Regions from separate parts of the Homo sapiens genome. Here regions 1 and 2 are each linked to region 3. Evidence: chromatin loops called from intact Hi-C (ENCODE). Cell type or tissue: PC-3. All regions are shown on one strand. Links, peaks and the distances in the headings refer to the core of each region. The heading gives the core; the rest is flanking DNA. Region 1 overlaps DPH6-DT (DPH6 divergent transcript). Region 2 overlaps CDIN1 (CDAN1 interacting nuclease 1). Region 3 overlaps CDIN1 (CDAN1 interacting nuclease 1).

What was found. Peaks named below come from ENCODE experiments on the same cell type or tissue, not always from the same donor. Only the 100,000 strongest peaks of a DNase experiment are listed, where the experiment ranks them.
Region 1: it touches region 3 in a loop (12-fold over the local background); 3 of 110 quality-filtered maps call a loop at or near these places.
Region 2: a loop joins it to region 3, with 4 times the contacts of the local background. A loop is called at or near these places in 5 of 110 quality-filtered maps.

Annotation. Positions count from the first base shown.
Region 1 is chr15:35,746,617-35,757,070 of GRCh38, reverse strand. All of the region lies in intron 2 of DPH6-DT (DPH6 divergent transcript), which reads right to left. Among named protein-coding and RNA genes, the nearest start is that of MIR4510, 180 kb to the left of the region's middle. In PC-3, for the core only: CTCF peaks have their summits at 5,066 and 5,267 (motif pointing left); DNase peaks (open chromatin) are centred at 3,380 and 5,270; H3K4me3 peaks cover 260 bases; H3K27ac peaks cover 1,088 bases.
Region 2 is chr15:36,794,093-36,804,546 of GRCh38, reverse strand. The region is part of intron 10 of CDIN1 (CDAN1 interacting nuclease 1); the gene reads right to left. It also overlaps the pseudogene CSNK1A1P1. Among named protein-coding and RNA genes, the nearest start is that of MIR8063, 170 kb to the left of the region's middle. In PC-3, for the core only: no CTCF peak of the experiment used is centred there; DNase peaks (open chromatin) are centred at 6,016, 7,276 and 8,136; H3K27ac peaks cover 515 bases.
Region 3 is chr15:36,587,176-36,597,629 of GRCh38, reverse strand. The region is part of intron 1 of CDIN1 (CDAN1 interacting nuclease 1); the gene reads right to left. Among named protein-coding and RNA genes, the nearest start is that of CDIN1, 13 kb to the right of the region's middle. In PC-3, for the core only: a CTCF peak has its summit at 5,752; DNase peaks (open chromatin) are centred at 2,729, 5,859, 6,549 and 7,469; H3K4me3 peaks cover 1,546 bases; H3K27ac peaks cover 4,340 bases.

The DNA.
Region 1 (10,454 bases), core at 1,460-9,459, 840 kb after region 3:
GCAAAAGTAAAAATCTACATGATCTGTTTTACTATGACTTTTGAAGGAGCATTTCTTCGTCTCTTTATTCAAACCAGTAAGAAAAGGAGAAGAAATAAAGTAAAATAAAATAATATTTGCATAACTTATTCTGGATTATAAGATTTTACATCTTCAGAGACTTTGTGACCAGTTATAGAAAATAAGATCCCTGGGAAAAGATCCAAGAACGTGTAATAATTTGGGCTGGAGCAAGGAAGGCTGAGGCATAATATAACAAGGTCTTCAGGCCTGTGAAAATTATTATGCAACAGAGACAACCGGCTCTTCTATTTGCACATGAACATGGAGCTTAAATTGGCAGAAGTTGCAACAGAAATAATTTGGGATGAAAATTGTAAGAATCAATAAGTTTCTGTTCTTAAGGTTTTTAAAAATTAGATGCTAGGATTCTACAAATGTCATAGCAGTATTTCATATGGAACATAGACACATACTTAAATTTTGTATTAACAATTTATGTAAACTTTGGCAATCAAGACTTTGAATTTGATCAGAAGTATAACCTTCAGGAAAACTATCACTATGAGCTATAATTGCTTAAATTGTGTTAACCACAGCATGTAGTTAGGTAAGCTGTTGGTTTATAAATAACCAGAAGATAAAAAAATAATGGCAAAAAGTAAATCCTGTGTCAAGTAAGGTCATTCTGTCCTTTACATTTAGCTAAAATTAGCTCAAGTTCCCTTCTCTGTGTTTTTTGGAAGGTCCATGACCTCCAATATTTCCAAGAATTTCCCAAGCTGAGGGCCCTGTGGCTTCAAGTTACTTTGAACTTGAAATTCTTTGTCTCACACTTGGGTCTCACATTGCAGTTTAAAAATAATAATAGTATTAATGAAATACAGTGTTACAAGGCATTGTATGAACAGTAGACTTTTACATCAAACCAAATTTTCATTCTTTTTAGAACAGCTTTGTAGGCACACTGGTGTTGTCAGACATAACGTTCTGTTAAGCCAGTGAGCCTTGACTATACTGAGTAGGGATGGTCTACAGAAAAGTGTAGCCAGTTTCTGTAATAAATCCTGGAAAAGTATATCAAGTCAATTCATAAAGCATGTCACCAACATAAAACCAAGAGCAAGTTTCCCCATGTCTTTCTTCTGTTGCAGACTGTCCAAATTGCAGAAAAAGGGACATCTGATAGAATTCAGAGGGAGAGTAATTAACTGAAGAACAGCATGCAGTTTTGAAGTAAATTGTGTCTGGTTCAAATCATAGTAGAGAACAGAGCTTTTTGTTCTTTCCTTCTGTGAACTTCAAGCTCAATGGTGTAAAAACTGTTCAAAAATGAAGTAGCTCAGTTGATGAATTAAGCTAAGAGATAAGTATGATCTTAAAATGATATACTACCTCAAGAAAGTCATTTTATCTTTCCCATTAGTAATGACAGTAAACAAAGAGCATTCCAACATTTCTTATTTGTAATAGTGTCTGTTTATTTTATTTTATCAAACGTAGGGCTTTTCTCCATTAGTCTTACTTAGCTTTCTTTGAGTTAAAAGTATAGCCCTATAAAAACGGATGAAATCATCTGCTCATTGACTTTCTACTCAGCAAACATTTTTTTATTTTCTTCAACTACAACTCTCATAATTTTCCTAGTCACCATTCTTCTCATCTATTTTTACATTCCTTAGTTAGCATGTCAGCCCAAAATGCCTCAACCCATCAGTTAAATTAGTTCTGTTTCTACAACAGCTCACAAAAGGGTTTACTGGTGAAACTCTTCCTCTAATCTAGCTTTTCTTGCTGCATGTACTATTCCTTTATTGACCTTAGTTTGGAGAGCTTTAAAATAATACGTATCAGCAAGGGTTGTATGCTTTCTAATCATATGTTTTCTCCTGCTAATCATTCAGTTACCTGATTAGAAACAGATGCAACCTATTTGAAATGTGAACTTCAGTGAACTGCTAGTAATGGTTGCATATTTTTTAGATACTCTATGTATACGTTATGAAATGCCCTAGAAGGTTTTCAATAATAAGCATTTGGATTATATTTTATAGCTGCAATGTTTTTCCTGCCAAATGAGCCATTCCAACCAAAACAAACTGACAAACAAAACAAAAAATAAGCAACAGCAACAAAGATTCAACCAGTATTGAAAGCCACAACACTTATAAGTAATCTGCAAACAAGAGTACTAGAACTGCAGTAATACAAATTTTAAAACAGACAAAGCCTCTGCTCTCGGTTTATGATATATTGAAAGAAGTAAACACATCAACCACTATTTATAACTTGAAGCAGAATATGATAATCACTTTCATTAAAGTACTTACAAAGTGTCATGTAAAAAAAGAAGAGAAAAAAATACTTTTGTCTAGGGAGAATCAGAGAGGGCTTGATGGGAAGTGTAGCGTTTGTGTTGGATCTTGAAGAAGGAGTAGGATTCCAATGGGCAGAGATGGAGAGAAATTCTAGGTTCCAGCCACAAGAGCATCAGCATCTACCTCTAAAAAATCCTCACGGTCCCTGCCAATTTGATCACCCCTAATTTTACCGACAAGAGGTTAAATTACTGATTTGAAAGAGGTTGATATTTTGTTGAAGTGATCCATATCAATCGCACAGTACAAATCAAAGGAACTTGAACTGAGCCATATTACAAACTACTTTTGTACAACTCCCAATATAAATATACTCAAATATTTGTTTAATCAGACTGCCAACGAACTAAAATTTTCTTAAAAGAAAAAAAAAATGTCCAGTGACCCTCTTCAAATCAGAACTGAATCTATGTGGGGTTTTTCTTTAACTTCTATAATTACAACAAAAAATCAAAGCAACCAGTATGTTCTCCAAATCAAATCTGAGCTAAACCAATATTGATTACATCTGGTTCATATCTGCGGTTATCAATAAAACACCAATTACATGACCAAAATTTGGAAACCAAATGCTAAATCTTACTAAACTGAGGTTTTTGCAACACCGATTTGACAATTTGGAGAGTTTTTAATTTAGAAAAATTCTCATCAAGGGCAAAACAAAGTACAAAGAGTTCCTGAGCTTAAATTCCTGATTCAATCTTTAAACTGTATTTTCCTTTGTTGCCAAATGATTCATTCGGACATTGCAAAGTAAATATGAAAACATCTGGGGGGATATTTTTGCTGGGGGTTACTTACTAATAAGAACAACCAGGTACCTCAAAATGTGCGGCTTCTTAATGAATAAATGCTTGTCAAGTGACTGCTGAGTTCATCTTAACACATGCTCTTTATACACACTGGCTCTCTCAGTACCATGAGAAGCAGAGAGGCAGGGATCTGATGACTAAATAGACCTTTTTATTCATTGCTTTGATCTACCACCAATTCTATTTAGTCATCTCTGCTCTGAAAACCAAATTCCTTTATAACTCTGAGGGCACATGATGGCTTGTTTTGGCACTAACTCTGCACAGCTAAAACTCTGGGCTACAGAAGCCAAAAGATTTAAGAGCCTCTCACCTCACAAACTTGAGTTTCAGGTCAGGGCAGTGACAACCTGTCAGAATCTCGTTTGTGGCACCCAAGCAAGCCAAGCGCATGGACAGCGGAAATGGCTAGAAAAATCCTCAGACCCTGTTCCTCTTGGCCATTAATTCCATTGATTATTTTGGTGTTTAAATACTGAGACAGGCCCTGGTGCCAGCCCAAATACAACTAGTCAACTTACATTTCCGTTGGCCTTTTAGAACATGCAGATGTACCAAAATCCTAAAACACAGCTGAGTTAAAAATTAAAAAAAAAAAAAAGAAGAAGAAGAAGAAAAAGAAGAAAGAAAAAAGAAAGCAGCAAGGGGGAAAAGTGTTCCAAACAAACGAAATGTTGATCTGCCTTTTATTAATTTCATTTTTTATCTTCTTGTGTACAGATTTTTGACAGCTGTGACATTCATGGGCAATGCATTTGAAAAAGAAGACATAAATATTCAGAGACATATTAGAATGCTGTTCAATGTAAGCACCTGTCTACTTAGTGTTGACAGAAAATCATTTACTTTGCTTTATGCATGTTCCCTCCAGAGACCACAGAGGTCCTATTTTATTTAAAGAGCTGGTCCTAACATCAGTGCTTGCTCTTGAAACTGCAGTATATGCAGCTAATTATATTTATTGAGGAAACAATTTTGTTTTATATTTTCAATAATACTTAAACAATTTTGTCAATCTTGACCTCAGAAATGATTTTCCCCAAGGATTCAGTTAACCAAAGACTTCATACAAGGCCTGAAACCAGTGTCCTTACACTACACTGTTGCCATTATCACCTAGGGAAGTTTTTGAAGCACAACTTTCAGAGAGAAGTGTGCGAGGTAAGACTGCAAGATCTCTGTGGGTCTAAGGAAAACATCACAGTCAATAAAATCCATGCTAGCATCCACATATATGCATTTATTATGTATTATAGTGATATAATCTGAGAAATTCATATTGCATAAAACAATACATCATTAAAAGCTACATGAATCATGAATTGTAAATTAAATGTATCAAATTTGGTGAAGTTTTTATTTCTTTTCTACTTGGTAAACCTTCGTTTCTTTTCCACCCTTGCCAAATCAGAAAGGTAATCTCAGGTCTTGAGTGAAAGGTGACCGCACATGGAGAAAAGGAAAGGAAAAGAGGGAGGGAGGGAGGGAGGGAAGGAAGGAAAGAAGGAAGGAAGGGAGGAAGGGAGGGAGGGAGAAGGAGAGGGAGAAAGGAAAGCAGAAAGGAAGAAAAAGAGGGAGCGAGGGAGGGAGAAAAGGAGGGAGGAAGAGAGGGAAGCCAACCTTTATAGGGACACTGAGATTACTGTGAGGTGACCTCGTTAGGTGATTTCTATATGGCCCCACGAAGCCGTCTAACTTGTTCCCAAGTGATTAAAATAGGCATGGCTAAGTTAAATAATTATTCCCCCAGAATAATTTCCTTTCTTTACTTGGTAAAACGCCTATCTTGAAAAAGTATGGTTTGCCATGGGTTGACGCCTGACTACTGAGAAAAATCCTTTAGCTGAATCTCAGGTCAGAATTAGAAATGTACCGTGTCATCAGAAATATAATGAAACACAAACGGGAGTGAACAAAGCCTAATTTTTTGACTACGACATTTCTCTCCATTTTAGTTTTACCTGACATGAGCGTATAGTGATGTTAGCTCCCCTGATGTGGCACGGGTGGATGAGGCTTGGGGGAAAGGCAAGCAGAGACCTGGGAGCTCACGACTTCCAAAACCTTACAATGCTGCCACCTACAGGCCGAAACTTCTAAAGCGGATTCCATCAATACTGTGTTTTCCTTCCCTTAACAATGAAAAAACACACAAGATTGTGGTAGAAGACCAAAGCCCCAAACCCAGAGTCCTGTAAAGAGTTAAGTCACCAGGTGATGTGAAAGAACAGGCCCTTTAGCTTAGCTAGTTCAGTGCCGTTACATAATTTAATTAGGATCATCACACGGCAACCGAAGCTGTCTAGAGGAATTATGAACCACAAGTTCAGATCACATGTGAATCCCTTTGCTCAATTAAAGCTAAGCAATTTTTAAGGTTTTTTTTCCCTCTTTGCAGTATATGCAAAGAGCAGTGAAGCGTGGCCTGCATATTTTTCACATTAAAATTATTACATAAAGCCTGTAGCATTTGAAATACTTATGGAAATCAAAACGTTACACTCTGACCTTGGGCATTTAAACTTCGTCATTTTTAAAGCTATTGTTGCCATGCTCTCCTTTGTTCTAAGAAAATTACTGTGGTTAGTTATAATAGCTGAATGAATAATTACTGGGGGAAGAAAAGAAATATGTAATAGTGTCGAAATGATTCTTGAGCCTACATTCTCCTAAACAGAGTTTTAATTCTGTTTTGAAGTCCCAGCATTGTGACTAAAGGCATTATCCTACTTCTCTCTTCTCTACTGTAACGGCCAGAAAAAGTGATCGCTTTCTTTCTCACTAGACTATTCAGTCTACTTACCTTTATGTCAGAAGAAACTCTGCTAAGAACTGGATGATGGAAAGAATTTCTGGAAGAGTCTGATTCTAGGTTGATCTATTTTTTACGCTGTAAGTACATGTAGCACCAAGCATATTAGGCAAATGTTCATTGTCAAGTTTTTTCTACACTTTTAAACTTCCCTTGGGCTTTTAGCTTTTTTTCTTATTAATTATATCAGAAAACAAGAAAAACGGCAATATTTTCTATTTTTAACTCTGTTTTTAAACTTATATAATCGGATACAGAATAATAATTTCAGTATTTTAAAATTATAGCATGGGATCATATTTGTTAATCATATGTATTAAAATTACATTTTCAAATCAAGCTACCAGAAATTTTTCAAACTAGTGGAAGCTTAGAGTTAATTTTTAAATGTTTAGTTGGAGGAATAAGTATTACCCTTAATAAAAGAGCATCCTAATAAAAATTGCAGTACAAAGATGCAAATAAATAAATGTCAGTGCTAGAAAATACATTACATTTAGTTGAGGATCTCTACAACTTGGAGTAGACTGATTGATTGATTATAAAATCCCCGGTATTTCCATATGTATTAAGACAATTGAAATTAGAATGGACAATGGAACTTCCAATAAATACTGTGGGAAATTCTTCACTAACTTATAGATGAAAGATAACAGGCAAAACTCATTTTACAGTATTATAGTCTACTTATTATTTGCAACAGAAAAAAAAATTCTGAATTTTAAGGGCACACACAAACATTATATTGGAGTCACATGTTACTTATTAGTTTCTTAGATGAGAGTTACACACAATGCAAAAATGATGCAATCTTTACTTTTTTAAAAATTTGAAAAAGTTAAATCTTCCTACTTTTGCAACCAGATATTTGCAGGATTAACAACTCCTTTAAACAATAGTTGGATTTAACCATAATCAGAATATAAATACAATAAGACATTCCTAAGGGGAATGCAATTTTTTTTAATTTCCATATTTGCTACAATAAATGTTATGCCTAGAAATTTTATAGCTAACAGAAACACAGAAAATACTATACCCAGAGCTAGAAAACTGTTCCAGTACAAAGCAAGTCTGATATATTACCTTCCAAATACACAGCATATCCCTGGTAAAGTTGTAAATTATGGTTGCAAATGAGGCCACAAACAAAATTTTGCTCAAGGCATGAATCATAAATTCAAACAATAATCATCTCCTACATGAGGCACAACTACTTTGTTTACTTCTTAGACACTGTTTCCTAAACATGAAGATGAAACTAGGTCAAGGAAATTTAGCATCTTTTTCTCATGAAGCATGCTATGATATTGGGTGGCACTGCCTTATTTAAAATCGCACAAACCTTTTAAATATTAAAAATCTATTTTAGAGTACTGAGTCCTTAAGCATTTTTACATTTTACCTCATGATGAGACGATATCATTAGAACTATAGCCATTAAATGAGGAAAAATAAATTATTTACATTAGTTACCACTGGAATTCTACTGTTTTTTATATCGAAAATAAAAGGATATTTAGCTAATGTTAAATGGTACTTTTAATCTATTCAGTTGATCTGATGGTTTGCTGTTGCTTGCACATATCTGGGGAGTCAAATGTTTTTCTCTTTCATATTTTTAGAATTTCTAAAAGCCTAATTCTACTAAGACTTTTTTAAGCGCTAAGCTTAAGAAGAATGGCCTTTAATTAAATCATTCAAATCATAGAAAGAATCATGATGTTAAATCACTGAAATGCAAGTTCTGAGAATTACCTCAGAAGAACATACAATTGTAAAATATTGTTTGGAATAAAAATTTGAACAATAACTTAGCAATTTTTATTTGTGGACAATAAGAATGAATAGCAGTATGTTCACTCATCTGTAAGGTCCTTTGGTGTCAAAAACATTCTGTTCTTTCAGCAATTAATATCAATAATAATAACAATCATGATGGTCACGTTGATTAAATGCTTACAATATACTAGGAACTGTGCTATGTATTTTATATGGATTAACGCATTTAATTTCACAATAACTCTTTAAAGCAGAGATCATATTTATATCAGTCTTACAGACTATGAAACTGAGGCTTGGAAAGAAAAGTGCCTTCTCAATGGTCACTCTGAGCCAGGCCCTGAGCAATCAGAGGTGGGCTGAAGGGCTATTTACTGAAGAAACCAATAATCTATTCATTAAAACTTTCTATCAGTATATAAACCAAGGGGGACAAATAAAATTTGATTTGTTACAAGCCTATTCAATTGAAATTAAACAATGTATGGGTACGCGTATGGAACTAATAAACTGGCACAGTGATCTACAAATGCAATCATTCAAAAAGTGTTTATTGATACTTAAGTACCACTCTCTGCTAGATGGTGTGAATTCAGTGCTTGGCAAAATGAAGGTATCTTTGCCCTCAATGAGCTTTTACAGTAGTGGGGAAAACCAAACAATTTTTAAAGTCTACAAATAAAATAATTAAAAAATCAAACTGAATAGAGAATAATGTAATTTGGGCAAGTGGTCTGAAGATGTTTCTGAATAGGTGACACTTAAACTAGGACCTTAAGGAATTGCCATCCTAGGACACAGTAATACCAGAGTTATTAAGAAATATTTTTAGGCAGCTAGATAGGGTAAAAGTTCTTGGCGGAAACCAACAGAAAGGCGGCTTAAAGAGCCAGGCTGGCAAGCTTTGATATGCAAATGCTGGCAATTAGAAACAGAGTCTACCCAATATGGCCATTCCCGCCTTCTCCTTGTCACCAGGTGTGCCAAGTGTCATGGCCACTTCCAGATAACACCATGTGCTCAGAACATCATGGCAACCTGCATTTGCATATTAAGGGGGTAAGGTAGGAGGGCCAGGTTTTTCACGGGCTACGTGAATGACACACCTGGTCAAACCAATCCCCTGGGCCCTGTGCACACATGGCATTCCTCTCTGTTCCAAGCCCTCCTCCCCCCTGCCTCTGTACAGAGGAGCTGTTTTCTTTTTTCTTTCTTCCTTCTTTCTTGCCCATTAAACTTTTCACTCCTTAAAACCACTTCATGTGTGTCCGTGTCATTAATCCCATCAGCGCGAGACCAAGGACCCTGGTGTTCCTCCAGTCATCGGAGTTGTATCAATAGGACGAGTATTCTAGTCTAAAGGAAACGCCATGTGCAAATGCCTTGAGGCTGGAGAAACCAAAGTGTAGCATTTACCAGAAACGTACATGGTAAGTTAATGGGTGCAAAATGCAGGCTCTTTGTTTTCACACCCACTCCCCATTTTTCCTTCACAGTCTATTACCTTCATCAATTTCTCTTGGCCTTCACACCAACATTCAGTCAATAACAGGTTTTAGTTCGGACATGTTATCCTGAATCTGTCCACTCGTTTCTATTCACCATCCTAGTCCAACTTATTACAATGTTTTGCCCGGACTACAGCTCTAGCTCCCTAACTGGACTGCCCGCTTCCAAATGGGCTTCTTCAATTCTCCTCACAGCAGCCAGAGTCATCTTTTGACAATGTGAAACAGTTCACAAAACTACCCTATATAAAGCCCTCTAATAGTTTATCTGTACTTCTTTCTGGTATCTGCAGGATGGGTTCCATCTTGTCTTTTGGATTTTCACTTAAATGCCACCTTCTAAATGAGTCCTTCCCTCATGGCTTAATCCCCAAGTGAAATCTACTCACTATAGCACATCATATACACTCCTTTTAACTCTCTGTGTATGGCATATCTGCATCTCCTGGACATAAGCTTTTTGAGGAGGAATCCACACTGTCTTAGTCACTGTGTCTCCATCACTTAGAACAGTGCCTAGCACATAGCAGACATTCAATTAAGCTGAAAGGATTGGAGTAGTACACAGAGGTCAAATCGTCTATGGATTTTTTGACCACTGTAAAAAGCTGGGAGCTTTATTCAAAATTTAATAGAAAACTTCTGGAAAATTCTGAGCAGGATCAGAAGATCATGCTGGTTATTGCTGTTTGAAGAGTGGATTGAAGAATAGCAAGAGCAGAAGCAAGACAGATTAGAAGACCAATTCAGAAATCCAAGTAAGAAACGGTTTTGGCTTGGAGTAGGGTGGCAGTATTGGCAATAGAGGAGAAACTGATGGACTTGTAATATAATTTCAATTTGCTGATGAATTAAATGTGAAAAGGAAGAAAAGTGAGAAATTAAGAATTATTTCTAGATTTTTTTTTTATTTATTTTTTTTTTGCCCGAGATGGTGGGGAGGGAGGAGTTAGTAGACCTGGAGGTAGGACAACAAATTCAAATTGGATGCATTTAATTACCCTGAGCCAGACCCTAAGTTTCTGGTAACACATTTAGGTCTGTTTCAGGTCTAGTATTTCTCCACTGAGGGGCAATTTAAATAAAGGTTGACCTGTGAACAGAAACAAATACCACTTTAGCAGATATCCTGCCTAGATTAGAAGGCACCACTATGAGATGC
Region 2 (10,454 bases), core at 1,096-9,095, 210 kb before region 3:
TTATATTGGGACCCTGTTGAGGGTAAAGACCAGGTTTTATTTGTATTCATGACCTCCATGCCTAACACAGTGCCTGGTACATGAAAGATACCCTCAAGGACAAGATGGGCAATACAGGGTTAGCACTAAGATGATCAGACAGCTTTGCATTGGTTATTGAATCAGTGCGAGTCTAGAGACAGGGGTGCAGGCAGGGGTCAGCCATTGCCTCGGCATGGCAATTTTATTAATGACCAGAGTGAGCACACTAGTGGCATACTTACAGGTTATAGTGAAAATAATATAGTTACAACAATGTTCATTATTAACACTTTCACCCCACTTACTATGTGCCCAACACTGTTCTAAGCACTTTAATATATATAGAAGCACTTTATATATATCGAACCACTTAATTTGTATGCCAACTCCATGAGGTTGGTACAATTATTATCCCTGTTCTACAAGTAAAAAAACCAAGGCATAGAACAATTAAGTAGATTGCCTAAGGTCTCACAGCTAAAAAGTGGAGGAACCAGTTTTAGAACCAAGGCAGTTTGTGATGCACTCACTATGAGGTAGTGATCGGTTTACTAAACAGGGTGATAGAATGTTAGACTTTAACCAGAAAAAGAGAGTCAATGTCCTTTGCAATGGTTAAGCCACACCTAGGGCATTTTGGAGAGTTCTGGTGTCATATTTTAAGGGCATGTCTCCAGTTTGAAAGTCAACCAAAGGAGAATCCTAGGATATTTGAGGAATGGTTAGAATAAGAGTATGTCTGATTTAGAAATGAACAGTCAAGGTTCACTAACACACTCATCATGTTCTGATTTTGAGAGTGCTCTTATGGAGGAAGGATTTGATTCGTGCTGTAGCTCTCAAGTGCAGACTTAGGACAATGCTTGAAAGTAGCCAAGAATTAGATTTTGATTCCACACAAATAAAATTTTTTGTATAACTGAAACTTTCAAAAACATGGAGTGAGCGGCCTTGCAAAATAGTGACATCAGTAGATCTGTTAAATCAAGGCTGGGCTTTCATTAATTTTAAAAAATTGAACCAATGCATACAAATTGGGAATGTTTACACAAAATCCTGCATATTTAGCTTTTTTTGAGAAACTAATCAATCTGGCAACAAGCAACTGAAGATAAGTAACAGCTGCCCCCTTCAGATATAACCTAGGTTCGCGGGACTGCCACAGTCCCCACTGTTCTCTGTCACTTTCTGATGCCGAGGATCAGTGCCAGGTATACCAACTGAGCTTCTTAGCTCCTAACTTGCACTATACAGCAATACTCCTCCTTGCTGCATATCTAGGATGCTAAGGTTACATAAAATAAAGAATTCTCCATATTTTCTCCAGTTCTATTGTTTTGGTAAACTTGGTTATTGGGTTCCTGAAGCTGCATATTTGAAGGAGTTGGTTACAGGGAGAACACTTTGTCAGTCAAGGTGAATTCCTGCTGGCAAGCAGTGAAGAGAGACATAAAAATGCCCCAACTGTGAGAGTCCCTGGCTGTTTGGTGTTGGGGCTAGCAGGCTTTGTCGATCTCAACAGGTGTTGAGGACAGTGCAGGAAACACAAATGCTGCTTACATTTTGTTCAGTTTTAAAAAAGGCAGTGAAAGCTGTTAATGTATTTTTAAAAGATTATCACCAAGAATGTTTTAAAAATGGTACTTCAGTGAGTAAATTCTTAGTTTTGGAGAAAAATCTAGCTATCCTCAGATAAGCCCTGAGGATTCCAGATTGCGAATGTTGGACAGAATATGATATAAGTATCTTTCTGTTCAAGGTTTCCTGTAACTCTCTGAGAAACTCAGTGGTTCAGACAGAAAATTTGGCTCCCCAAATTCAGGAAGAACTTGCTTACTCTTTTTTTTTAAAGTATAAAACTAAATACTCCCCTTTCCTTGCCACGCCTCTAACACTATCCTATAATTCAGGAATTACTAGGATGAGGCATCTTTACTTATGGAGAATGGAGAAGATTATTAACTTCCTATTGTTATACTTTTCCTCAAGGCATCCTCTTCAGAGACTGTTGAAAAGAAAGGCAGATGAAGGAATTTAGAGGTTTCGAATCATACTATTAGATATCATCTTGCTAAATTAACCCCAATAACCCCTCGTTGGTTTCCTGAAGCCAGCTGAGCTTCTAGATCTCCACAGATTTCAGGGAGCCCTTGACCAATCATTATGTCTATAAAGATGCTAAGTACATATAAAATAATATAAGATCTCAATAATCAACAACAAAGAGGTAACTAATATTTACTGAGCAGGCAGTGTTTCAAGAACTTTTACATGTACAGACTAATTTGGTACTCACTGCCACCCTATGAGGAGGGCACTATGACTATCCTCATTTTACAGATGAAGAAACTGGGGCCCAAAAAGGGCCAGGTTTCGAACCCAAGCCGCCTGGCTCTATGGCTTACCCTTGTAACTACTATGCTTTACTGTCTCATTATACCTTGTGTTTATATAGCATTCTATAACAGTCATTTGACTCTGAAAAATATTTACTACACCTGGATAGGTGATAGGCAAGCAGGGGTCCAGAAGCAAGGCAACTGATCAAAACCCCAGTATATGAGTTGGGATCCACCTATCTACACAGGGAATAACTCTAAGTTTGATGTCAATAGTTTCACGCTAAAAAGTTTATCTGGCTACTTATTTCAATTTAAGTATCACCACATTTAGGAAGTAGATGGAAAAGCAACCCATAATTCTGGCAAAAGAAATGAAAATAATTACTTTTGAGGGAGCATATTTTAAACCTTTGACAAACAGGTGGAAGTAAGCTAGGGAATGAGAATTACAGAATCACTACATAAAGTTCAGAGAAGAGAAATGTCTCACGCTGTGAAGGGGTTCAGAAGTTATGGGGCAGAATCTAAACATGAGGGAAGAGGAGTAAATCCAGAACACTGCCACAGCTTGTTCATATAAATGGAAATAAACAGCTGGAATAAGTTATGAGGAAAACTGAGGGAAGCAACGGGTCTAAGTGAACGTATGAGGTAGAGATTTGTTTTCCCAGAAAAGAAGGTTCAGAACTTGTTAAACAGGGTGATACAGTATGCCCCAAAGGCCCCAGTTTTGCTCCTAAAATACCTCTAGTATACAGATGCATCTTATGTTTGTGCCATTAACTTGGCTTACCCATGTTTTCAGCTCTATGAGAAAACCACTACATATATTTTTTAAACTAGTATGCTTTTACATCTCTTTTGGTAATAAGACGGTGAAAGGTGTGGGATTTATGTACTATTACATAATTTGTCTCTCTACCTGTAATCACGGAAACTGCTGAAATTGACCTAATACTTTTCTTCCCAATGAGCTGAATTACCATAATTGCATAAACAAGGATTCTCAGTGCAGTAGAGTCCTACAATATAAATCTGCATCTAGTCAATGAAACAAACAATTCTCAATTGAAGAATGACAAGTAGACTACGGAATGATCTGATAATTTTAAGTTTCTTGTTCATGAGGGTCTTCATCAAACAATAAAAACATACAGAAACCTTCATTCCTAGCCCAAATTTTTTATTTCAATCATAGGGAAATAAACTCCTTCTCTAAAACAAGAACAGCAGAGAATCATATATATATATATATATATATATATATATATATACACACACACACACACACACACACACACACATATATACACACACACACACATATGTATAATCATAATCATATATATATTTCTTTTTCTCTTATTATGAGTTGCTGTGTGGGGTCTGTGCTATCTTCTGAGGATGTGTGCAGACATGTGGCTGTTGGAAGTCGATTGTTTCACCATCAAAAAAAGACTTGCATGTGGTTTTTATGAAGAGTGCGTTTTCAAACACATAGTTCACGATGAAGGAGAAACATAAAACATCTTGTAATTGTTTTAAAATAAACTCTTACACTGTTTATTTAGTTTTAATCTACGTGTTGTAGATTGGTTATGCACTTGTTAATCACTGTTGTATGTATATCCAGACAGAGTTGTAAATAACCTTTCAGTCCAAGTGAAATATGCTTGCACATGTTTATATGCAAAGTATGTGTATACTTATGCCTGTGTGTAAATACGTGTACAATAATAATAGATTAGTGATCATGTAATATAACATCATAAAGTTCTGGCACTATGGTCAATTTAATATACAATACAAATATTCTTTTTTCGTAGAAATGAAGTTAAAATATGATAACTTGGTTGTTTCATCTACTTTTTCTTACCTTGCCAGGTCTGTATTTGCAGACTGAAATGACCAAAGAAAGAGAACCTAGTTATGAGTATTCTCACTCAATCTATGCATGTTGGCTATGAAAAGTGCAACTTTATCTCTTTGAAACAACTTTCTATAATTTTGAAAATAAAAAAGTAAAAGCATATGATAAATACTGATTCACTTTGGGCCTTTATGCCACAAAGAAAATGTTATTTTGAACAAAAATTTAAATGTATATAAATATACAACCACAACACTCTGAAATTCTCCATGGTGATTATATACCTTGATATTTTCACATCCATGTTAAATTACCTGAAAAAGTAGTTAATTTCTACTTTGCTTTGTTCTATATTGGATATAGATAGATGCTATATTTATAATCTTTCTAGCCTGTTGTAAATCTTTTCTCAGAAGATTACAATAGAAAACAAAGGCAGAAGTGATTTTGTCTTTAATCTGTTGTCTTTACTCTCTGTTTTCTAGAAGAAATGTTTACTCCTGGATTGGGTCAGCCCCTCTGCATTTACCTATAAGAATCTACATACAAGCTTGTCTATCCATCCTGCATAGAGCACAAGTCACAGAAGAAAAGCTCCTCTCCATAAATTGCTTAACATAGTAATCAATATCTCTTCACATTTTCAGAGTAAACTATATCACTTGAATAAACAAAATGCCAAAGGGTTCACAGTAACAGACTAATTAGAGCAATGACAATGATTCTAGAAGTCTTCCTGGAAAAGGCAACTATTTAACTATGTTGTATTTATTCACATCAGCCCTTTAAACTTTCTCCATGATACATCCATTTTTGAGGGGAGGGAAAGGTGAGGTTAGGGGTCCCGAGAGACTTAGAGGGATGATGGGGTCAGAAGTATATTGAGATGATTTCACTGGGAAACGGGAGGATGAGTTTCAGGACAATAGCTGTGGTTCTGTTTCAAACAGGATGCATGGAGAAGACAGAACACCTTCTCAAATGGGAAGAGAGAGACAGCAAACATAGCAAAAGACATAGAAACCCTAAAAGTAACAAAGTACCCGAAGTTATGTTTACTTTGAAAACACTTACTTACTTAAGTACTAAAACGAGAGAACACTTCATGTGGACACTGGGTGCAAATCATGTCCATCGATCTGGAATTTATACCCCAGCCTTCTTCCAAAAGTTGGGGGTGTTTGTTTTAACAAAATTGGTCGTGTGAATTATTACATGTTTTCTCAGTTATTTCCCCAGGGAAACACGCCAAAGGCAAACCCATCATTTCAGCTGATTTAGTGTTTGATGCCAGAGAATTTATAATTGATATGACAACCATAATGGATAGTGATCATGGAGTTGGCAAGGCCTGGCTGACAGTGGTGCAGTCCATTTTGGTGTTTGCCAGTTAATCAACCATCAGACTTGCTCTGATGAATTTTGAGGTGATTTCTGAACTTTCCATTTCTAACTAACTTTCTGAATATTAGAAATTAGAACCACATTATAAAATGGAAAAGACTACATAAATCTTGCGTACCCAAAATATGTCTTTTTCAAGTAGCCCTTAATTATTCGCTAATGGAGGGAATGGAGTTTCTTTTTCCTTGGCATAGTTCTCAAAGGATCACAGGGTAACCCAGAGTTCGGTCAGATGTTTATCTCAAGGAACAAAGAGATTTATGGGTTTTGGATATATAAAAGTCTGCTTAAAATAAAAAATTATTGGAATTTCATCCTCGGCAAAGTCAAATAACTGAAGGATTAGGGCTGATACATGTTTGCCCTATAAATCTATCATTAACCAAATGTGACACAATGCTTTGGTATGTCAGATCCCAACTCACTCTAAATGGGCAGTTAAATTTTTCTCTTAGTCACAAGAAATATTTAATGATAAGGAAAATCTCTTTGGCTAGCCAACCTAGTCCCCAAAAGCAAAACATCCCAATTTTGCAGATTCATGAAGGCAAATGCCAGAAAGGGGAAAAAAATAAATTAGAAGTTAGAAATGTCTAGATCATTAGAAAAAATGATCAGATAAGGAAAAATGATTTTAAAAATGGGTCTTCAAAAATTATGGATAACCTGGCCTTGCAGTTATCAAACAAACACTTCTTTTAAAATGTAAGCTTCATGAGGGCAGCTTGTATTTCAGTGGCACATAGGAGTCAGCCAATACATATTTGTTGAGTGGATATATGAATACACAAATGAATATCACTCTACAGTCCCTTGCCCTAGAAGAAGAAGATGTCAGTGTTACTACTCATTTGGAAAATAATTTTTTTTTTTTTTTTTTTTTTGCTAATAACTCTCTACTATATAATGAAGGAAAGTCTTTTTTTTTTTGAGATGGAGTCTTGCTCTGTCACTCAGGCTGGAGTGCAGTGGTGTGATCTTGGCTCACTGCAACCTCCGCCTCCCAGGTTCAAATGATTCTCCTGCCTCAGTCTCCTGAGGAGCTGGGACTACAGGCATGCACCACCATGCCCAGCTAATTTTTGTATTTTTAGTAGAGACGGGGTTTCACCATGTTGGCAAGGCTCGTCTTGAACGCCTCACCTCAGGTGATCTGCCCGCCTCGGCCCCCCAAAGTGCTGGGATTACAGGCATGAGCCACCATGCCTGGCCACGGAAAGTCATTTTTAAAGGTAAGAAAATGAGCCTTAAAAATATGTCCAAGTTGTACACTTCTGAAGAGCGAATTGCAAGATTGCTGGGATTGCTGGTAGGAATCTATTCTGTCTAGGATATTAAGGGGGAGATGATGCTGTGGTTTAAAGAGTGGTAGAAACCAAGAGTACTAGTCCCTGTAAGTAACACTACTGATGGTTAAAGTGGTGGCTGCAAGGCTGTGAGCAGCAAGAATTGGCTGCTAGGAGGAAAGACTGCACTTGGGAGCCAATTGCTGCACACAGGTGGCTCTTGCTTCCTTTAAATACAATCAGTTTAGGTAGGCTTTTGTTTACAGTCGCTTTTATCTAGAAGATAAGGTTGTAAAAACATCAATCAAAATGAAGTACTACTGTTCCTGGCCATATCTCAGCAGGTTCATCTGTTTTATTTCTTCCTCCCTTTCCAAATACCTTAAGGTGTTTAAGATGAGTGAAGAGATAGCAAACTATTAAAGTGAACTGTATTTGTATATGACACATGGATTTGCACTCATTGAACCACAACTGCCATCTCTACAATGCCTATGTCATTCCTAGGTTCAGCAGGCATCTGTGTTCTTCACAGCTCTACTTTTCCATAACATACAAACTCTACAAAATGATCTTTGCACCATTTTCAATAGTGCTCCTTTAAGAAAATGAGAATCTTACAGTTTCTGTATGTCGGTTGTGCGGCTTTTAATGTATTTATACTCTGCCTTTTCTTCAAAGAGTCATGATAGCAAAATAGAAAATTAAGCTCAGCAAAAGGGAAATGCAAATATGTGAACTTCAAAGGTCAACTTTATAGTTAGAAATTTTAAGTCTGTAAAGATGGTACCTGATTATATTTTAAAGGCATAGCTTAATTAATGCTGGATCTGCAAGATGAAGTTCTGAGCCACAGACATTTCCAAACGAAGAGGGATGCTCTGTTTAGGGAGTTAAAAAGGCACACTGGTCCAGCTCCAGAGGATGGTTCCCGACAGGGCAACATCTCATGGGGATTTCAAGCCCCGATGTATGAACATCTGAGGTGAACAGAAGAGGCTTGACTGCATGAGCAGACAGATGCCTGGTAGGGGACTGGATGCCAGTGCTAGACAGGTCTGGGAGGCCATCCTGCACTCGATTCTGGTTGTGCTGAGGGTCTGTGTGGTGGAAAATATCTTACCTGTCATTCTTGAGGTTTTGTGAATCATTCTGCAGTTCTGGGCTTTGTAATTTTTTTCTATTTGGTTCCCTCCTAAGCACAACGAGAGTAAGGCATTCTAGTAAATGTAATGCCCCTGCAGCTAATCCATGACTGACTACTCCAGATTTATTTTCCTGGCATAGCCCCAAGATTTCTCTATCTATAAAGTGAATAGAATAGCATTTGTGCCCTGAAGTTCAAGGTGGATTTGAGAATAAACTTCATAACAACTGAATCTGTATATGTTCATTGTTGCCTGATGCCAAAAACCCCACCCAACAGTAGAATCTAATAAAGAAATTTTCTGAACTCTTCTCCACTAAATCCCCACCACAGATCTTTCCATGAGTAGACTAGATCTCTGTCCAGAGATCTGGAAATGAACTCAGTAGGAAAAAGAAAACTGTTATCTGTAAAGTACTAACCAAAGGCAATACAAGGTCATACTTTACCCAGGATGAAAATTTGTAACGCAGAACTGAGGGGTAGGAAACGTGAGTAAACTAGGTCAGAAAATTTCCTAAATTTATAATTAGATAAGATGTTTCTTTGAGCTAGAGAGCAGGAAGAACCATTTCACATGGTCATTTCTGCCTTGAAAAATAAGAGCTAGTTCAGGTGCAGAGGTTCATTCCTGTAATCCCACCATTTTAGGAGGCTGAGATGGGAAGATTGCTTGGGCCCAGGAGTTCGAGGTTGCAGTGAGCTATGACTGCCCCACTGCATTCCAGCCTGGGCAACAGAGTGAGACTATATAAATAAAAATAATAAATAATAATAAAAATAAATAAAAACAAGAGCTGATCAGCTTCATGAGACCAGGAGAAACTCTACTTTAAAAGAGACTAGACAGAAAATCCTGGTGATGTCAGTGACCTAAATGTTATTTAAATATAAGTTTCTGTTGTTAATAACATGACACTGCTGTGCCTGTTTGAACATTTAAGTCTAGTTTACACAACAAAGAAGGGCTGCATACACCAATTTCAGGGCAATGAAGTTTCACTGTACCATCTTGAATACATTTCCTATTAGACCAAAAACTTAAAACATTTTTATTACTTTTATTGGTATATAAAATTTTGTGTATTTATAGGGTACATGTGATAGAATGTGTAATGATCCAGATAATTTAGGGTATCCATTACCTCAAATAATTATCATTTTGATGTGTTAGGAACACTTTAGGTTTTCTCTTCTAGCTATTTTGAAATACACAGTACACTTTTGTTAACTACAGTCACCCTACTCTGCTATTGAACATTAGAACTTACTCCTCTATCTGACTGTATGTTTGTATCCATTAACCAACCTCTTTTCATCCACCCACCCTCTTAAACTCACACTCTTCCCGGCCTTGGATAGCTGTCACTCTACTCTTTACCCCCATGAGATCAACTTTTGAAGCCCCGATATATGAACGAAAACATGTGATATTTGTTATTCTGTGCCTGGCTTATTTCACTTAACATAATAACCTCCAGTTCCATCCATGTTGTTGCAAATGACATGGCTTTATTCTTTTTTTATGGCCAAATAGTATTCCATTGTGTATACATACACATTTTCTTCATTCATTCATCCACTGATGGACACTTAGGTTGATTCTATATCTTTGTTATTGTGAATAGTGCTGCATAGAGGTGCAGATATCTTTTTGATATGCTGATTTTAGACTAGGAGCATTTTGAAATCTTGCCAAGTTTAATAGTTCATCTTTGTTTTAATATTTGCTTTTTAAAAAGAGAAAGAACAAAGCAACCCAAATGTCCACTGATAGATGTATGAATGGATAAAGAAATGTAATATACATGTACAATGGAATATTACACAGTCTTAAAAAAGAGGAAAATCCTGTCACATGCTACAACATGATTGAACCCCAAGGATATAAATTATGCTAAATGGAATAAGCCAGTCATAAACGGACAAATACTGTATGCTTTCACTCAAATAAAGTATCTAAAGGGGTCAAAATCATAAAAAGAGGAAGTAGAAAGGTAGCTGCCAAGGGTAGGAGAAAGAAGAAATTAGTGTTTAATGAGTATGGGTTTGTTTTGCGAGATAAAAGTTCTAGAGATCTGTTGCACAAAAATGTAAACATGCTTAAGACTGTACACTTAAAAATAGTTATGATGTCACACCTGTAATCCCAGCACTTTGGGAGGCTGAGGTGGGTAGATCACGAAGTCAGGAGATCGAGACCATCCTGGCTAACACAGTGAAACCCGTCTCTACTAAAAATACAAAAAAATTAGCCAGGCGTGGTGGCGGGCGCCTGTAGTCCCAGCTACTCGGGAGGCTGAGGCAGGAGAATGGAGTGAACCCGGGAGGCGGAGCTTGCAGTGAGCCGAGATCGCATCACTGCACTCCAGCCTGGGTGACAG
Region 3 (10,454 bases), core at 1,138-9,137:
AGTCAAATACAGTTCAATATAAAAAATAGTAAAGTTCCAATCTCCCAAAAGAAAAGAACGAAAAATAGGAAAATAATCTTGCTCAGTTTAATGCATGGTGATAATGGTACCTGGAAAATCCTAAGTACAGAATAATTTAACCCTTACAGCTTTATGTCTGAGCAAAAAACCACTTTAGCCATAATGCAGGGTTTATATGAAAGTGAGTGCCAGCATTAACAGATAGCTTTAAGAGTTGGGATGGTGGTAGAGAGGTTGTGTATCAAAAAATTCAGTAAGAGGTCACTGAGAGCATTGAGAAAAGAAAGAGTTTGAGCATTGCAAATTCTTGCTGGGACCCCTATCATCACCATCACTCTGGCATTTTATTTCCAAACAAGCAATGTATTTTACCTTTCTGAGATTATTTTCTGGTTACAAGCCAACCATTATGAACCTTTCAGTGAATCACCGAATAGGGCACTTAAAGGGATAAACAATTATAAAAATAACTCTGTCATAGGCACATACATTTTATTTTATTTAGTGATGTAATAAGCTTAGGGGCATATATCAGGTCCAAAATGGTCTTGGTCATTAATTTAAGCAATAAATCATAGGTCTTGCCAACAATGACGGCAAACAGATGCTAACAAGGAAAGGTATTATTTAATATTGCCACGTGTTATAAAAATGTAAGTGTGTTTAAGACATGTCTTAAATTTTTATAATAATATGCATTTAATACATTACTGTTTTGACACATGCAGGAATCAGATTTATAGGTCCCATTCTGTAGCTTCTTCTTCTGTGAACATGAGAGCATATTCTGGGTTTTTTTTGTTGTTGTTGTTTTTTGTTTTTTGTTTTTTTTAAAGAGGGGTTTATAGTGCATGTTTGCAACTACATCTAATTGGTTGTCTTGCTGTTTTGTAGTAAATAATGTCAGCATTGAAACTCATTTAAAAGAATGAATCTACACACTTTGCCTGAATTTGAAAATAGAACATTTAAAAATTATAATTTTTAAAGAAACATTACAGCATAAGAAATACATAAGAGCACTTTATATCAAGTTGGCAACTAATTTTTTTTACATTCATTTTGAACTGTTCTGCATACCAGGCAAAAATTACTACCTTAATTAATAAGTTTACAAGTAAAGTTCAATATTCAAAAATTTGGAAGTAACTAAGAAAAACTCCACTTTATATCTTCATGCAAAAATCCTAAGAATCAACAGTAGTATACCAAAACACAAAGTAATTTAAAATGGAGTCTTTCTATCCATAAATTTGGCAAATTATGCCAAACCATAATATTCCCCCTCTAATATTTCCTTTCAGAGCAGTAGGTTTATATTCCTTTGCCAGCAGGTCGAATCCTCCTAGGGAGAGGGCTTGTGAGAAAAGGGAATTAGGGGCTAAAAATTTAATCCAAAACTTCTTTAAAAAAAAAAAATGAGCTTTTTTTTTTCACATCAACAAGATACTGACTCTACTAAATATATTTTTTGTTAGCAATTATTTTGTTTGAGTTTCCTTTTCAATCAACTCTCCTAGCTGCCAGCATGGTCTTCCCTCTTTTTTGTGTAGGCAAGGAGTTCATTCTTTAGAATACTTGAGGAAGCAGTGCTCGGAGTATGGAAACTAAATTTTCTTCATTAAATCTACTGAAGCAGATATTAAAAATGCATTTAATATACTGGCAATGGTCGGTGGGCACCGCTGACTGTGACAGGCCAGTTACTGATGATATGCCGTCAGATGGCCTTCTCAGCAGGCGCCTGGGTCTCAGGCTGCTGAAGGACAGCAATATCTTCCCTTGTGTGTAAGCTCTATTCATCTCCCAAGTATTTACTAAATCACAGGCCTCTGCACACATAGCCCACGTTTTCAGCGTATGCTAACAAATGATGGATGGCCTCGTCAATTCGTTATGTCCTGAAAGCATGGTTTCCTGCCATTCCAATCATCAAACCTCAGTGCTTCAGAGCTGATCAGTCCCAGGGAATATATTTTGCAGGCTCGATTAAAAGAGTAGAAGTTCTTTCCATTAGACTCTCTGGCACTCTCCTCAACTATTTGTTGTTTCAACCAATTATTAGGGCAGACTATTCAATAGGTGTTCAGGTACTATAACATGAGCAGGTTTTTTCCTGATGTTCACTAAGGTGTAATTTCTTTTATGACAAATCAGTGGAGGTATTTGAAAATAAAATATTTGATAGAGAAATTCATGTTTTAAAACAATTTTCCTTCTAGGTACAGTGGGCAAAACCTTAAAAATACATTATATCATCATATTATTTTATATTATATTATATTATATTATATTATATTATATTATATTATATTATAATGTAAGTGTATTAGCCAATGCACTTCAAAGGAACTTCCAAGGCAATAGCCATTCTGTAAATCATCTAAGCCTTTCAAGACAATAATTCCCACACATTCTCTTAATTATAATCTAGATAAAGGCACAAACTGCTTAAAAATTCTCCTGACAGTTCCAAAGTTAGATGACAAAAGTTCAACTTGTCAAAGAAAAAAATCTTCTTAAAAGAACATTTATTTTCAGTTCCAAGGTTACATATGTCAGTTGTCTTTTCCATAAGCCATAAGAACATTTTTTTCTCTATAGCTTATCTATGGAACAGAAAATAAATAAAAGCACAGTCATACCTTTTACTCAGAAACAGTAAACTTCATAAAAACAGATGAACTTACCACAACTAAACAGAAAGCTGAGCTTTGAGGAAATGGGGTGGTATTAAAGAGCCAAACAACTTGCTATAAATAAGCTTCTTGAAATGCTAAAAAAAAAAAATTTTAAGTGCCGGACTCCCATTTAGCCAATAGCCACATAGGCACCAATACACCTCCAGTCAGTGTAAGCTCCACCACACTGTCCTGCCATTCACCTCAACCTTAACCTCAAGATTAAGCTCATTTTTATTGCGCACAAAGGTCATCTGTATTAGGTCAAAATTCAAAGTCCCTTGTCAGAAAAGGTTGATATATTCCAACCTTTCCTTCTCCATGCATCAAATTTTTCATGGTAAAGTCATATTCAGCAGACAGTATATTCAGCAATTTATTGTGCCATTGTAATACAGTGCAGAATACAATCGTCCAAAAAGCTATCACATGAATAAAATATTTTTCATGACTATGAACCAAATCTAGACTCCTTACACACCTCTAACAGAGGAAATACAACTAACCAAGTCTTGTTTCCATGCTTCAGAAGAGTTATATGGCAAATAATTGTCCCTAAAATATAATCTATAGCATAATTATGCTTTTGCTTCCATAGTCTTTGGGAATAGGCAACTTTTTTTCAAAGTGTCACTCAAATTTTTGAATGGTATTTTTTTTAATGCAAAAACATCTCACCTGTTTTAATACTTTTATTCAAATCTGGCCTAAGCAGTTTAACTGAAGTAGGTCTAAACCTGAAACCCTCTCTTTGATCTAGAACCTAGAGGAAGATAGGCTCTATGATACAATGAAAACTAAAGGAGAAAAATTACTGTCTTGCCCAATTCATTACTATTACAATTATGTGATTAGCAGAACTGCAAAAATAAGATAAATTAAAAGAAAACTTTGAAGGCACCATTCTAGAATACATCGTAATTAGTAAAACCAAAGTCTTAAGGAATAATCAATCCATTCTTTTTAAGAGTTTATGCAACTTCTTTGTGTTTACCACAAGGTCTTTTCACAATCAGTATGTTAGTATGATGAATGGTTTCAGATCATTTTAAAAACTCTCATTCAGCCAGGCGCGGTGGCTCAAGCCTGTAATCCCAGCACTTTGGGAGGCCGAGGCAGGCAGATCACAAGGTCAGGAGATCGAGACCATCCTGGCTAACACAGTGAAACCCTGTCTCTACCAAAAATACAAAAAAATTAGCCGGTCGTGGTGGCGGGCGCCTGTAGTCACAGCTACTCAGGAGGCTGAGGCAGGAGAATGCTGTGAACCCAGGAGGTGGAGTCTGCAGTGAGCCGAGATCACGCCACTGCACTCCAGCCTCAGTGAGAGCGAGACTCCATTTCAAAAAATAACAATAATAATAACAACAAAATAAAAACTTTCATTCTTCAAATTTGATTAATACCTATATTGAACACTAAATCAATGTTCACACTGACGTGATGATCTAGGGTATCCTATAAAATCTCCTTGCCCTGGAAGACTTACACCTGAACTTACATATTTACTGGAGTCAAGCTACTACCTGATAGAGAAACCCTGACTCTAAACCTGGTACTCACTCAAGTATCTTTCATAAATGCATAACCCCCTTCTTACTAAGTTGAGACAAAACAGTAAAACAGCTTCCAGATATGAGTGGTTGCATTTGAGAAAAGTAGACAAGAAAATACTTGGAAAGGGGTGGTTTTAGGCAAAATATTTTCAGTTCTAATATGCTGAGTCTAACTATCATAACCATAAATACCACTGCAACAAGCAACCATGATTAAGTAATGGTTCCAATAATATAACCGCAGTAGCAACCAGTGTAGTATCAGGAACCGTGCTAATCATTTTATATGTATTATCTTATTTCAAGTTCATAACAATTCCATTTTATAAATAAGGACTCTAAGGCACCAAAAACTGAAGAAACTTACCAATTAGGTATCTTCCCTCTGTTTTTATACTGGAATAACTACCAAATGAAAATGTAACATCTGAGCTTGAGTTTTTCTAGAAATAATTTCTGACATGATAAACCCTCGGGTGTACCACTAGAGCATTTCTAAATTCCAACAGAAAGGAAAGAATCACTGTAATGTCCCTAAACTTAGCTAATTAATCAATTTTAAAAAGGATTCACTTTTCTAAATGAGACATGTATATATGGCTTTAAAAAAAAAAATCAAGCAGCATTCTTTAGGCAAGTTCAATCAAATGTCCATTATGAATGTACCATAATACTTACAATATACTAGGTACTCCTCCTAAGGCCCAAGACTATAATTCCAGCTCCCATGCTAACTATAGTAAGGGAAACATAAGGAGAAAGCCCAACAACCCAACAATGACAAAAATCTTATAAGAATGAACGAGTTACACATGGTAGTAGTGTGAGTCTCTTTCAGAAAAAAGGCTACAAAAATCAGAACAAAGGGGGTGTAAAAACATCTATGAAAGACATCCCTTGGAGCCATAAGGTACAAAAGTCTCAGACTGGCGATAGAATGCAGTGGTGTGTGAGGCTTAACAACTGCCTTTGGTAGTGAGGGGTGGTAGGGCTGGAGAAGGGGCAAGCCCAGGTTGTACCATTTGCCAATTTCTGTGGTGTAAATACTCCTACTGTGGATGAATTTTAAGCTACCAATGTGAGGTCGCGGTTTGTAGAGTCTGGAAAAGATGCTCACCATCAGCTCTCACAAGCTGGAAAGAGCACCAGCATCCACTGGCTGTAGGCCAAATTCAGCCCACAGACTTGTTCTGTTTGGCCAGGAAAATGTTGGCCCACACAGTGCTTTAAAAATTCAAACAAATTGACAACATTTAAAACTCAGGATATTTTATTTTTTCTTAAAAAAAAAAATCAGATCTAGAGCTGCTTTCTAAAGAGTAGAAGGCCTGGCAGCACCAGGCCCACATTCCTGCATGGCACTGGATGGCTGGCATAAAGTGGCCACTGCCTTGTTGGTACACACAACTGTACTTTCACCTAGCTGCAAAACCAACCAGGTCAGCTTCATTCATTCACTTGTTGTTGATACTTGCCTGGCCCCTAGAGGGATGGGAGTCTGTTCTCTAATTTAAAAGCATGAATGGAGAGTTTTGCATCCAGATATGGAACTTTGGTCAAATCACTGGGTAGGACTCCTCCCTCTGCATCTGCAACATTAACAGATTTGACCAAATTATCTCTAACTGCAATCTCGATCCAACACCGGCTTGCTTTATAAGTCACTGAATCTGAATAATAAGAGAGGTATGCAGGTCCCTCCCAAGCAATGTTTTATGATCTATCTGCATGTAGAGAGTTCCAAGTGCACCCACCAACATGCAAATAAAAAACTGAACATGTTATAAACTTGAGGTTAAATGTATTTTTATCTTTATATATTTTAGTTGTCCTCAGAAAATGAGAATCTAGATAATTTTAACTTCATCCATTAGGAAACAGCTATTTGTTACATACAGGCTGTTACATACAGGCTGGAAGAGTCTATGGGCTTTTTAACGTTATACAAGGAACAGTCTGCCTCATATTCCCAGTCCATTTACCATCTTAGCTAAATGGGGCTCGAAGTGTAAGTTAATTTCAAATTTTATTAGCTTTCCCTACCAATATTATCAGCAAAAACAAATAGCAGTGTAATATACCTTAAGCAAAGGATGATATCAGCTTGAGAGAGCTGTAGACAGAAACAAATTTTTTTTAAAAAGTGCCAGTCTAACTTCATGTGTAATGTAGAAGACACATTCAAATGACTCTTCACCTCCCAGATCTCAACCACAAGAGAAGCCACTTACAAGAGCCCTATAGAACCACGTCATCAGCTACAGAATCACAGGAAGATAAGGTGTGCCACAGGCATGAATGTCCAACCACAAAATTTTCACCCTGCATCTCTATTCATCCTAAAACATTCCTAGATTAAACAAAGTTCTATCTGAGAATAATCATAAATATATATGACAAACACTGATTCATAAATGTGCTGAGTATAAATCTGGATCATTCATACTAGGCTGATCTGAGGATGCACAAGTCAGTTTGCTGGTAAGTGAGCTTAGCCAACACCGGCATCCCAAAGCTTAGTAGACCTTTCCCATCCTATATAGTGCTAACTGCAAACTTGGGGATTTTCAATAGTCTTAAGTGATAAACCTTGTAAATATCAATGGTCTGCTATGCCTCCTATTTCATGTAACAGAATAAACACAAGTTCAGAGTTTATATCTCATCCTTTTTTGTTCCTGGAACAAATGACAGGCCTTAACTAACAGTGACTGAAAATAATTAAAAATAAGTATATGTTGGGGGTGGGGAGCAATGATGATATACCAGGTATTTTAAATCTTAGTCTTGGATATGACGACTACTCCCAGGACAACCTCAGAAAAAGACTGGGCTTCGCACAGAATTGCCTCAATTAGCAGGGGCCGGTGTTTGGTCAGGGAAAGACCAAGTACTTACATATTTCATTGAACAGCTATATTAAGAGATATGAATCTACCTTACTTTTTTCCTCTACTCGAATTGCTTTGTTTCAAAATATTTATTTTCATAGTCTTGAAGTTATTGCTTTAAGTATAATAGCTTTAAACATTTTTTAGCAACTGAATCATAGTATTTCAAACACATAAAAGAAATAGGTCCTGAGAAAATTTAACATTTTACTTTGGATGAAAAATTGCAGAGCCCTTGTTATCTCAATGAGATCCCAGCTATTTATGAGGTCACAGTTTGAACACCACAGTAGGTTAAAAAAAGCAAACAAACTTTTACTTGCTGTCACGAAGCCAGAATGAATAGAAAAGATCACCCTTCAGCCAAGAGACGTAACTTGAAAGTGACAAGCCATGTCACTGTTCCTTGGCATGAAGGAAGCTCTGGCTTACGAAGAAGGACTACTGACTCTTCACTATATGTTTCATGAAAGGGTAGGGACGGGAAGAGAGGAAAGAAAAGGTGAAGCAGGTATTAGTTCCCCAAAGTGGCTAGAACAGGGTTGGATTTGTGATCAGCATGTACCATCTTTCATACGTGGGTCACAGATTGTTCTACTCTAGCTTCAAACCCATGGACCGACCAAACAATCCAGGATCTAGCTGTGTTCTGTTCCCCTAAGAAATGGAGAACTGTTGGCCGGGAGCGGTGGCTCACGCCTGTAATCCCAGCACTTTGGGAGGCCGAGGCGGGCAGATCACGAGGTCAGGAGATCGAGACCATCCTGGCTAACACGGTGAAACCCCGTCTCTACTAAAAATACAAAAATTAGCCGGGCGTGGTGGCGGGCGCCTGTAGTCCCAGCTACTCGGGAGGCTGAGGCAGGAGAATGGCGTGAACCCAGGAGGCGGAGCTTGCAGTGAGCCGAGATGGCGCCACTGCACTCCAGCCTGGGAAGCAGAGCAAGACTCCGTCTCAAAAAAAAAAAAGAAAAAAGAAATGGAGAACTGTCATTCAGTTAGGAGTTTCACCCTAGCAGCTTAAATGTATTCACTGTATATACAGCTCACTGTTTAAGCAACTTGACAGCAGAATGGAGAAAGGAGAAACATCTTCAAGTATACATTTGAAAACATCTCCCTTCAATAAAAAGACAATTAAAAATAAAGAAGCATTTACTCTTTACCTATCTTCTATATGATCTTTATACCAGAGCATGACTTCATATATTAAGGTCACTTTTCAGATTTAATCTAGTAAAGCATATATTGATTGTTTTGTTTCTAAGGAAAATTCAACCAATACGGCAAAACTGTACAAAATGTGTAATAAAAACAATGGCAAATTCAGTCGACTTTGTCAAAAGTTAAATAATAAAATATTATTAAACTATACTTCTATTGAACCTTTTTTTCCCCTAGAGAAATATATAATTTCTCCTTATTGCACAAGCAATCATTCTGGTAAGGGTTATTACTTAGTAAACTAAAGTTTGATGCCTGAATATAGATTTTTTAAATAAAGCCAATATTCTAATTACATGAAAATTCCCCCCAAATTAATAAGAAATATAATTATAGCATGTGGATTCTTCTTAGAATAACATTATCTGAGGCTTTCTTCAAATACTCCTCTGCGAAGAATTCAAGCTCATATCCCTTTCGCAGCTACACAATGCAAAGATGCACAAATATCTAATAAAAGCTAAACACTTCTTTTAGAAAGTGAAGGGGCCATACACTAACATAATAACCTTTCAGAAGAGTCTTTAAAGCTAAGCTACAATGTAGCAACAAAGTAAAAAAATAATAATAATAATACAGAAAAAAATGTAAAAGATCACTAAAGAAAACACATGAAATAATCATACTCTTTTCTTAGACATTCCTACCTAGTCCAATGATTAATACAGAAATAACCCTAGATATCCTTCCTGGGTGTATGAATATTAATTTTAAAGATCATGTAAATTAATTCTATTTCTATGGCAAAACCATCAGTAGAATTTCCAGTTCAATAAAAGCCTTTCTCTCTCTTTCTAAGCTATTCTCACTTATTATTCTGGAACTCAGGTCCACCACAAAATTATCAGAAGTGTAGAAAATTGACCACAAACTGAGAATCAACTTTCATTTCAATTGAGAAAAACAAGGCCAATAGGAATAGTATTTCAATTAAGTATACCAAGCCCTACGGTATTAATTATGCATTGCAATGCTCCCTCAATTCTTAAAAATCAGTGAATTTAGGTTTAAAAGGTTTTTTTAAATGCCATTATATATCACTGTGAAATACTTAAAGAAGTTTCTGTTAACGATACAATATTCAACTGATAATCAAATCTTACATGTTCAGCCATACAACCAACTGTTCCATATAAACATTTTCATTTTCTGTAAATCTACTGCACTTTGTTTCAAAGCAAAATTGTGTTTTATGTTTCAAAAGGTTACTGCTCAGACATTTCTTCTACTGTAGATCAGCTACTACCTTCTAACAAAAATCATATTTACTTTTCATTAAAAACTTACGGAGAGCTCTACACTGCGCTGTTTTACATGCCTTATCTCACTTCACCGTCACCACAGCCTTAAGGAACTGATCAAGAAGAGACAACAGAGCGAGAAAGAGATTCTGGAGCCTGACTTTACTTGGGTTTGATATCCTGCTTCCTCTACTTCCTAGCCGTCGGACTTCACCTCTCCTTTTACAGATGAGACAACTGTGACTCAGATAAAAAGAGATAGAGCTTTTTATTTCTATCATTTCTCAGGAAGAAACTGTGATAGGAGGCAAGAAGAATGGAATACGAGACTCCCTCTGGAAAGAGCAGGCATCTTAAATGCATCATTTATTGGGGGTGGGAGGGATTGTTCAAAAAAGACAACCATAACCAATGGCAGCACCAAGTAAACCAAGCCACCTCAAATAAGCATAAGAGCCAAGTAAAACTGCTGTGCTTGTCCCAAGCAAGTTTTTTAGCTACTCCACTCCTTACCAGATTGGACTCCTAAGTTCACCACCAAGAACCACTAAGTTCAACACTGTACACAGCACAATACACAATATGGCCAGCTTCAACTCATTTTCTGGTAAAGAGAGGTGAGATTTCAAGAAGATGACTAAGTACATTGGTTTAAGCACAGGATGACCACTCAAACAAGTTTTTACCTATTACTTTTGAGATCTTACTAGGAACAGCAATTTAAAGCACCTCATATGAGTGAATGGTTGCCTATGTCATAATCCAAGAGTAGGAAGACAGTAGGAGATATGGGCCAAGATAGAAAAAAAGAAAAAAAACATGCTTCAAAATGTGGAAAAC